2 separate regions of the Mus musculus genome follow, and region 2 is linked to region 1. The links are chromatin loops, found by intact Hi-C in ENCODE. Cell type or tissue: heart. All regions are shown on one strand.

Region 1 (5,000 bases):
CAAAATACATATAAGTACAATAGTTTTAAGACAGAAATAGGTTAATATAGACTTAAGCATGAGGGTTGAGGGAGAGAAGAGAGTGTTTAATTTAGTAAACGCACAAATAAGGTTTCCTTACCCTACTCCCAGGGTCTCAAAGACATTTCTTTCCCCTCTCATTCTTCAAGTAGAATAGCATCAACTTTTGAGATGAATCTATATTTGACATCAATGTTGTCATGACTGTGTAAATAGTTTCTGAGGCTGTAGATAGGTCCAGGTGCGATTACACTTATCATTTACCTTCATGGACAAGTTGTTCTTCCAGTAGGGATAGCTTCTTGCTGTCCTTCCCCAAGGGAAGGCTCGTCCATGTCTGAGAGTGGGTAGGCCTCCTTGTTATGCCTGAATAGCGGAGGACTTGGGATTCTGAGCTGGAAGTCCAACAAATGTCAAAGGCTGACCTTCTCTTTAGTTTTCAGTGTTGCCATTGAGTGGTGTCTGAAGTCCCATCTTGACTTGTGACACCCTCACGTGTGCTTGGTGTTTTTCACTGTGCTAGACACTCAGTGAATGTCTTGGGCCAGAGAGCCTTGGCATCCACAAAAAACGTTCTCTGGTCACTGCTCTGGAAACCCCTTCCCACGGCCTTCCCCTGTATTTAAATAGACACCCCTCAGGCTGCAATCACTCCTTTGGGCCCAATTTTGCTACTTGCTGGTTCAGCTCTCTGTTGTTGTTGTTGTCCTAACTATTGGGAGATTTCCTCAACTTTCTGGATGCTTACCAGTTTTCTGCCCTTGCCTTTTTACATTCCAAAACTATATTTGTCTTCAAAATGCTCCATCCAACAAGAATATTCTCTTCCAGCCTATCAGAGTAAATAAAATATATAATCATTTACTTTTAACGTTTATAATTATTTAGCTCAACTAATAATTTAAGTTTTAGATTATTTAATTTATTCTTTGTGAGTTTTATAGACCATGCTTTCATCATATTTATGCTCAACTTGTCCAAGACCCACCCCAGCTCTTTACCACCAATTTCATGTTCCTTCTTTATTTTAATTTTATTTTATTTTATGTCATTTTACTTTATTTTGGGGTTTTTCGAGACAGGGTTTCTCTGTATAGCCCTGGCTGTCCTGGTACTCACTCTGTAGACCAGACTGGCCTTGAACTCTGAAATCCAACTGCCTCTGCCTCCCAAGTGCTGGGTTTAAAGACGTGCACCACCACCACCCATCCTTATTATTGTTTTTAAAGTAACCCACCAACCCTAATTTGTATTGTCCATATGTTTTGCTTGGTGTGAGACCACCGACCATAGCATGAGCAACCTCCCAGAAGCCTCACAAAAAACCCTGATTCTCCTTTCCCTGGAGGCTATCACCTGTCTGTTGTAGGAAAACAAAAACAAAAACAAAAACAAAAAAAACCCAAAAAACAGCCCAGAGCTTCTTCCCCCACCTTAGACCATTTATGTTCCGGGATGAAAGAAACACTACAGCCTTTTATATTTTTAAATATGCCTTAGGCAGCACAATAGCCATGCAGTTAGAACCTACCTTCCCATCGATAACCCCAAGCCATCAAAGTAAATAATGAGACAATGCCCTAACAAAGCCTCACTATTTACTGTGTTCCATCTGGGCTGCTCTCAACTCCAACCAGGCAGCCCTCTGGGCCCTGTTCTCTTGGACCCTAGCCCATGGTGGCTCTTCTCCCTCCTCCCTCTTCCTGGTTGGTGTTCTCTCTCTCTCTCTCTCTCTCTCTCCCCACCCTCCTCCTTAGGTTGGGGAAACCTAACCCCACTTATTCTCTTCTACTCAGCTATTAGCGGTTGGTATCTTCATTCATCAATCAGAATTAACTTAGGGGTCAGGTTCCAGAGGCTGTGTGCAGACTCCAGGTCTTAGGGACCTTGCATTACAACAGACAGTAAAAGACAAGACCTCTACAGTCCTTAGCAACTCGGTTAGAGGTGGAAGAATAGGAACTCCCTCCCCTACACAGGATATCCGGATCCTATTGCCTTGAGGAAGCATTCCACACCCTTGCTCTAGACGTTTTATTTGGCAACCTATAGCTTCTGGAATGAGCATAATTCCCTGCATAGGTTAACTCCCACTAAACTTTTAGTGTATATGTGTGTGTAGCTTACAAAATAGTGGCATTCCATATTGTTTTTGCAAACGTCATTAGTGTTAGTTGTCCCTCCCTCCCCCTCCCCTCCCATACCTCTTTCCGCTTAAGCCTTCTCCCCCTTTATTTCCACTGTTCAGTTCACACCATCTATGTTTTACCATGTCCTTTTCTTCTAGTTAGCTTTCTAACACCGTAAGAAAACACCAGGACCCAAAAGCAACTTAGAAGGAAAAGGATTTCTTTGGCTTACACATCCCAGTCCCAGTGCATCCTGAAGGGAAGTCGGGTCATGAATGTGAGGCAGGAACCTGGAGGCAAGAGCTGAAGCAGAAGCCTTGGAGGAGAGCTGCTTACTGGCTTGCTCCCTATGGCTTGCTCAACTTACTTATTATAGCACCCAGAACCACCTGTCCCGGGGTTGGTACTGCCCAGAATGATTCAATAATTAATCAAGAAGTGACCCACTGGATTGCCTACTGGCCAACCTGATGGGGCAACTTTCCTGTTAAGATTTCCTCTCCTCAGGTGACTACAGTTTGGGTCAGGTTGACAAAAGCTAGCACATCTCTTTAAGAACCCCCTCCCTCCTCCTAAACAATGGTCCCTTTCTGGTTTCCTGGTTCTACTTGAGAATGAGAACATCCTTTTTTTTTTTTTTTTTTTTCTCTTCTGATTCTGGATTACATCATTCAGTAGAAATGTTTTTCTAGCTCCATCCGTTTACTTTCAAGTTTCATTTTTCTTTAAAACAGAATAAAAGTCCACTGTATACAGGTATCACATTGTTATTATCTATCAATGAGTAGAAACTTGTCTTATGTGCTAGTTATTGTGAATAGAGCAGCTATGAACATGGATGAGTATGTGTCTCTGCAGTAGGAAGGAGTCCTTTGTGTCCACGCCCAGGAGGGCCATCTAGCAGATCTATTAGTCGTTTTAAGAGGAGCAGACACACTGTGGGAACAGTAGCTGCACCAATTTGCACTCCACCAACAGCATACAAGGGTTTCCCTCTACCCCACATCCCTGTCAACATATTAAAAATGTGTATTTTGGGCATCTTTGTCAAAAAATAGTTGGTTTAAAGTGTGATGTAGACTTCATCCGGGTCTTTTTTGATTCTATTCGTTGATCAAAATGTCTGTTTTTGTGCCAGTGCCACACTGGTTTTACTACTATGGCTCTGTAGTATAGCTTGAAATTGGGTATGCCATACCTCCAGCAGTGTGCAATTGTTCAGAATTGTTTTGGCTTTGAAGAATATACTGCTAGTTGGGATACAGGAAGACTCAAACACCACCTCTCAATGTCTTGAAGAATTTAATAAATTTAAAAATAATATTTTAGTTATAATGTAATTCATTCAATAATAATTTAACAAATTCAAAAATAAATTTAACATGTGCATATACTTATGATGCTTACCTATAATGTAATTTATAATACTGTCACTATATATTGATTTACATCTTCTAAAACTTTATATACATGGAGTCATATGTATTGTTTACGAATGGTCTTCTTTGGCCCAGTGTCAGTATTCTGAGAGTCACTCAAGTGTTTCATTCCTTTTAGTTCCTACACCATCTTCTGTTGTAGAAAGTGTGTGTAACACATTGTGTATATCTGTCCACCTGCTGATTGGTGTCTGAGCTGTTTCCAGCATGGGGGTGGAACAAATGAAGCTGCCGGGGCATTGGTGAGCAAGACTGTGTGAATCTGAGCCAACACAAAGAACAGACTAGCCATATCCTAGGGTAGGTGCTTGGTTACCGCTTAAGAAACCAACTGCAGTCATTGTCTGCTACTCTGTAACCAGTGAACCCCAGTATTAAAACCACAACTGTGTTATCTCAGGATTCCCGTGGGGGACGAGGCAAGGTTCAGCTGAAGCTGAGTGCTAAAGCGACGTCCATGCTCTCCTTGTCCAGTGATCTACCCATCTCTGTGTGTCTATGTCTCCACCACCCACCACTAACCCGCTTAGCCATCTCTCTGTTTAATTCCTGTGGCTGCTTAAAATGTCTTAAATGTTAGGCAGGGAAAAGCACTTCTTTAAAAGAAGTAAGTTCACTTCTTTTAAATTTGTTTTGCTTCTTGTAATTTCTTTGCATTTCCTTCTAAGTTGTAGATATTTTGTTACCAATTTCTGCAAACCGACCAATGGGATTTGGGCTGCTACATTGTTCTTTACATACCAATTTAGAGAAATCTGTCACTGGGATGATCCTGTACCTTCTGAGCATGATGAGTGTGGTGTCGCTCCCCAGGTTAAAGCGCTTCTTTAATCTCTGCTTTGTTTGCAGTTCCCAGTGGGAACGTGTTTTCTTTTTCTAGACAAACAAAACAGTTTTTCCTCTTTTTAAAATGTCATTGATCCTGTGTCTCAGCTGTTGTGAATGGCGGGATACTTCTGAGTTTACAGTGTCTTTGATGTACTTTCACTTGAGTGCACACACCACAAGATCTCTTCTTTTTTTTTTTTAAGATTTATTTATTATTACATGTAAGCACACTGTGGCTGTCTCTAGACACACCAGAAGAGGATGTCAGATCTCATTATGGACAGTTGTGAGCCACCATGTGGTTGCTGGGATTTGAACTCAGAACCTTCAGAGGAGCAGTCAGTGCTCTTAACCGCTGAGCCATCTCTCCAGCCCCCAAGTTCTCATTTCTTGAAGAGCATTCGTCGTTTTTCCACAGTGGCTGTATTAACTTCCATCCCCAGTAACAGTATATGAGAGTTCCCTCTCCCTACTCTTGCTATTATTTGCCTTTCTTTCTTTCTTTCTTTCTTTCTTTCTTTCTTTCTTTCTTTCTTTCTTTCTTTCTCTCTCTCTCTCTCTCTCTCTCTCTCTTTCTCTCTCT
Region 2 (5,000 bases), 130 kb after region 1:
TTTGGTGTTCCATTCAGCATCCTGTGGGCTAACATCTTCAGGCGACGTGGAGACGCGGAAGCAGTAGCTCTACTCCAACATATGGACCCCACCTTACTTATGAGGATCTTCTAACTATCCTGAACCAGGATGCCCGCGCATGTGTTGGGAGTGGCTTTCCTGATTGACAGCTTTTACCCCAGGCTTTGTTTCTGTTTCTGATTTAGCACGGAGACTCCACGGCATCAGCATCTTCGTCCTGGTGTTCACCAGCCCCTGCCCTGGCCTCTTCTCAGCCTGAAGAGAGAAAGATAAAGACATTGCCCCCCTTCTGCAAACTGCTCTATTCCTCTCTGACCTCCTCTCTCTCAAGTCCCTGGAGTTTGCTGACCAGTTTGGTAGTAGCTTTATACTCCTGCATAAATTTTCCCTCTTTCTTGGCCATTTTTGGTCATCCTGTCATCTTTTTTTCTTGTTTGCTGGTCTTTGTCTGCTTGTTTGCATGTTTTGGGGAATGATGTAATGGTTTCCACTATTTTCTGTTTGTCTTTTTATTTAATTTTATTTTATTTTTACGGAGAGATGTTATTATCCAGCTGTTCTCTACCATCATTTAAAAATCTTTTAAAAGCAGATTTACTTAGTATTAATTGTGTGTGCACTAACTGCTGAGCTATCTCTCCAGCACTCATAGCACCTTTTCAATAATGTTAGCAATACCTGCAGATATTCTGTTCCCTCTCAAGACATGCCCAATGGTTCGCGCATCGCTCACCCATTGTGTACCTCACTTATGTTAGGCACCGCTCTTCAACCTTACTGTTTTCACAGAACAGAAACTATGTTACACGTCAGCATGTGTTCACGTCCCACTTTATTATTTTTATAAGAAAACAATGGATTTATAGAAGGTAATTTCAATACCTCGAATTCAAGAACGTGGAGTAAACTTTTCTAGATTATCAGGTCAATGGACCAGGTGTTATGGACCCTCCTTCAGAGGCTCAGGCTTTGAATACTCATTTCCTAACTTGCAGCACTGTTTTGAAGGCTGTGTAGATTTTAGGCTGTGTAACCTAGCTGGCAAAAAGTAGGTGACCAGGGGTCTGTCTTTGAAGGACATACCTGGCTCTGGTTCTAGGCTCTGCTCTCTGCCTCCTGTTTGTACCATGTTAAGAGTCACTGCCTCATACTCCTGCCTCTAAGCAGGCAGCTACTCCTGATGCTACATCTTCCTCACCACGGTGGACTGAAACTTCTGTGGAACCAGGAGCCAAAGCAGGTCTGACCTTCCCGAAGTTGCTGCTGTTAGGTGTTCAGTCACAGTGAGAATAAAAGTAATGTAGAACTGGTACAGAAGAAATGGGGCCACTGGTGGGATGACGGAACCTTGTGTTTGACTTTGGAGTTGGGTTACAGTAGAAACTTGAAAGAGTCTAGAGCTGTGGGCTGTTCCTCCACCTCCACTGCTGTCAAAATCTTGCCACTCAAGGAAGTGGGCCTATCTATAGGAAGTGACTAGTCGTGGGGGCTGAACCCTCATGGATTACAGGAGCTCTAGGGGGACCCTGTTTATGAATAGGATGTGATGACCCAGAAAGACAGTGCCAAGATGAAAGGGGTCCTCAGTGTCTCTAACTCCACCAGCACTTGGATATTAGACTTCCCAACCTCCAGCCCAGCGGACACAGAACCTGAAAGTCACACTCAAACCTGGCACCTGGTTGCCAGCAGGGTTTCGGGGGCTGTGACGCATGGAGCCTCCTCTAGGAGCCTCTGCAAGTACGGGTCTTTCTGTGGGTCCCTTCGGGGCTCATGCATGAGTTCACCACTGTGTTTCAAGACTCATTCTTTGTGAATCTGTTTAAACTGTACTTGAAAGGTTCTGTCTCAGAGCCCAGCGTGTAAGCTTCTGGGTATACTTCCAGCTAATGCCCCACTGCCCCCAAAAGCTACCCCTTCCTGCCAACTTTTTAGTATTTGGGGCATAAGTTCACTCAGGACCCCCTCTACGGAGTGTTGACATTCTCAGCTTTAAAACCTGCTGCTTATCTGAGACCTGGAGGCCACAGGGAGACCAACTGTACAGCATGTTGTTAATTCTTTCTTTCACTATCACGTTTAAGTCAGCAACACCCCCGAGGCACTTCCCTTGCTCCACCTCCGCCATTCAAAAGGGAAAGCCTACAGAGCTTTGTTCATAGTGCTAAGGAAGGGCAGGAAGACAGAGTTGGCGAAAGGGTTACCTCTTGCAAAAGAATATAAAAAGTTACTTTCTACACAAGAACACCTGCTTAACCGTCTCCCAGATAAGAGAAGTCAGCCGACTCTTGGAAAAGCCCACACAGCTGGAAACACTGCTAAACTCAAGCTTGGCAATTTCAGGAAACAGCATTGGAACGTAAGGGGCGCGCCCTCTAGTGGCCAGAACTGGAACTGCTCCCACCTACACCCATGTCTCTAATCAGAGATCCTGGAAGATGAACCATCCTTAAAGAGGCGCAAAACCAATTCTCAACAATAACAGAACTTCTGGGGGAACCATCATCCCTGACCGCAAGCTGTACTACAGAGCAATAGTGATACTGGTACAGAGACAGACAGGTTGATCATGGAATAGAATCGAAGACCCAGACATAAAACCACACACAGACACTCGATCTTTGGCAAAGAAGACAAAAATATACAATGGAAAAAAGAAAGAATCCTCAATAAATGGTCTAACTGGCAGTATGTAGAAAAAAATGAAAATAGATCCATATTTGTCACCTTGTACAAAGCTCAAGTCCAAGTGGATCAAGGAATTCAACATAAAACCAGATACACTGACTCTAATTGAAGAGAAAGTGGGAAAGAGCCTCCAACTCATTGGCATGGGGAAAGGGGGAGGATTTACAAAACAGAACTCCAATGACTCAGGCTCTAAGATCAAGAATTGATAGATGGGACCTCATGAAACTAGAAAGCTCTTTAAGGCAAAGGACACTGTCAGTGGGACAAATTGGCAACCTATAGATTAGGGAAAATTTTCTTCACTAACCCTACATCCGATAGAGGGCTAATATCCAAAACATATAAAGAACTCAAGTTTCCTCCAAACAGTTCTTGCTTATAGAGCTAAACAGAGAATTCACAACAGAGGAATCTCAAATGACTGAGAAGCACTTAAAGAAATGTTCAAAGTCCTTAGTCATCAGGGAAATGCAAATCAAAACGACCCTGAGATTCCACTTTATACCAATCAGAACGGCTAAGATCAAAAACTCAGGTGATAGCACATGTTGGAGAGGATGTGGAGAAAGAGGGACACTCCTCTATTGCTGGTGGGATTGCAAACTGGTACAACCACTCTGGAAATCAATCTGGAGGTTCCTCAGAAAATCAGAAATAGATCTATCTGAAGACCCAGCTATACCACTCTTGGTCATATACTCAAAAGATGCCCCACCATACCATAGGGGCATGATGCTTCAATCCTACTTGGGAGGGAGAAGAAAACAATCACAGGAGGCAAAAGGGGGGGACCTTGGTGGGAGGGAGGGAGGGAGGGAGGGAGGGACCTTGGTGAGAGAGGGGAGGGGAAGAGGGAGTGTAAAAGGGGAACATGATCAGGTGTGGGGTGGTGGGGACAGGAGAGAAGCCCTGAGAGCCAGAAGAATGGATGGAAATATGCAACCTGGGGGTGGGGAGATTGGGGAAACCTCTAGAAAGTAACCGAGTCCTGGGAGGTGAAAGACTCTCAGGACTCAAAGGGAGGGACCTTAGATGAAATGCCCAACTCATTGCATCTACCTCCAGTAGAAAGGCAGGGCATCAACTGGAGGGACGGGGTTGCCATCCCACAGTCAAAAACTCTGACCCAGAATTGTTCCTGTCTAAAAGAACTGCAGGAACAAAAATGAAGAGGAGACTGAGGGAAAGGCGGTCCAGTGACCAGTCCAAGTTGGGATCATCTCAAGGGGAGGCTCAAAGGCCTGACACTCTTACTGATGCTACGTTGTGCTCACAGACAGAAGCCTAGCATGGCTGTCCACTGAGAGGCCCAACAAGCAGCCGACCAAGACAGAAGCGAATACTTAGACCCAACCAAAGGACTGAAGTCGGGGACTTCTGTGGTTGAATTAGGGAAAGAATGGAAGAAGTTGAGAAGGGTGACCCCATAGGAAGACCATCAGTCTCAACTAACCCGAACCCCTGAGATCTCTCAGACACTGAGCCACCAACCAGGCAGCATACATGAGCTGGTTCACATATACAGCAGAGGACTGCCTGGTCTGGCCTCAGTGGGAGAAGATGCATCTAACTCTTGGGAGTTGAGGCTCCAGGGAGTGGGGAGCCCTGGTGGCAGGGAGGGCGGGGGGCGGCGGGGGGTGTGTGTCAGTGGGGCGTGGGAGGGGCATCTTCTTGGAGACAGGGGGAGGAGGAATGGGATGAGAAACTGTGGGCGGGCAGAGTGGGAGGGGGCAATGACTGGATCATACTTTAAGGCAGCCCACACTTAAATCATCTAAAGAAAGGCTTGCCCTCTGGGGTTTCTTTTTCCCTTGGAGACAGGCTTTGTCTCTGCATTCTAGCCTGGAACATACCACGTGGTGGTCCAGGTCATCTTCAAAATTCCTGCAACATACTCCCTGCCTCAGCTTCCTAAGTGCCAAGGAGACAGGCATGAGACGCCGCAGCTGGCTGTCCTGTGCGGTCAGTAGAAATATTCCCCAGAGGTACGCTATGGCTTCTGGATCTAGATGTTGGCTAGCAGTCTTGTGCAGATATTAAATGTAGGACTCAGTTTCAGAACCAACCCTGAGCAAGGCTCCCCTGGACTACACTGTTACTGTCTTTTCTCTTCCATAAAGGCCTACAACAGATCTGGGACCACTCAGAAAACACTTGTCACACAAGGAATTTTTTTTTTAACACTTCCAGTGTGTCTATGATCCAGAGTTCTCACCACCTACCTGTTGAAATGCAGGGATGTGTTGAAAACCAACCTTTTCCTTGTATAAGCAATGACGGCTTTACTC

The links. Hi-C counts contacts between places; a loop is a spot of excess contacts. Peaks named below come from ENCODE experiments on the same cell type or tissue, not always from the same donor. Only the 100,000 strongest peaks of a DNase experiment are listed, where the experiment ranks them.
Region 2: a loop joins it to region 1, with 2.0 times the contacts of the local background. A loop is called at or near these places in 3 of 42 quality-filtered maps.

Annotation. Positions count from the first base shown.
Region 1 is chr7:65,832,378-65,837,377 of GRCm38, reverse strand. No RefSeq gene overlaps it. Among named protein-coding and RNA genes, the nearest start is that of Gm20684, 27 kb to the left of the region's middle. In heart, no CTCF peak of the experiment used is centred here; no DNase peak of the experiment used is centred here.
Region 2 is chr7:65,702,305-65,707,304 of GRCm38, reverse strand. No RefSeq gene overlaps it. Among named protein-coding and RNA genes, the nearest start is that of Gm33234, 11 kb to the right of the region's middle. In heart, a CTCF peak has its summit at 2,405 (motif pointing left); a DNase peak (open chromatin) is centred at 2,404; H3K4me3 peaks cover 704 bases; H3K27ac peaks cover 708 bases; H3K27me3 peaks cover 340 bases.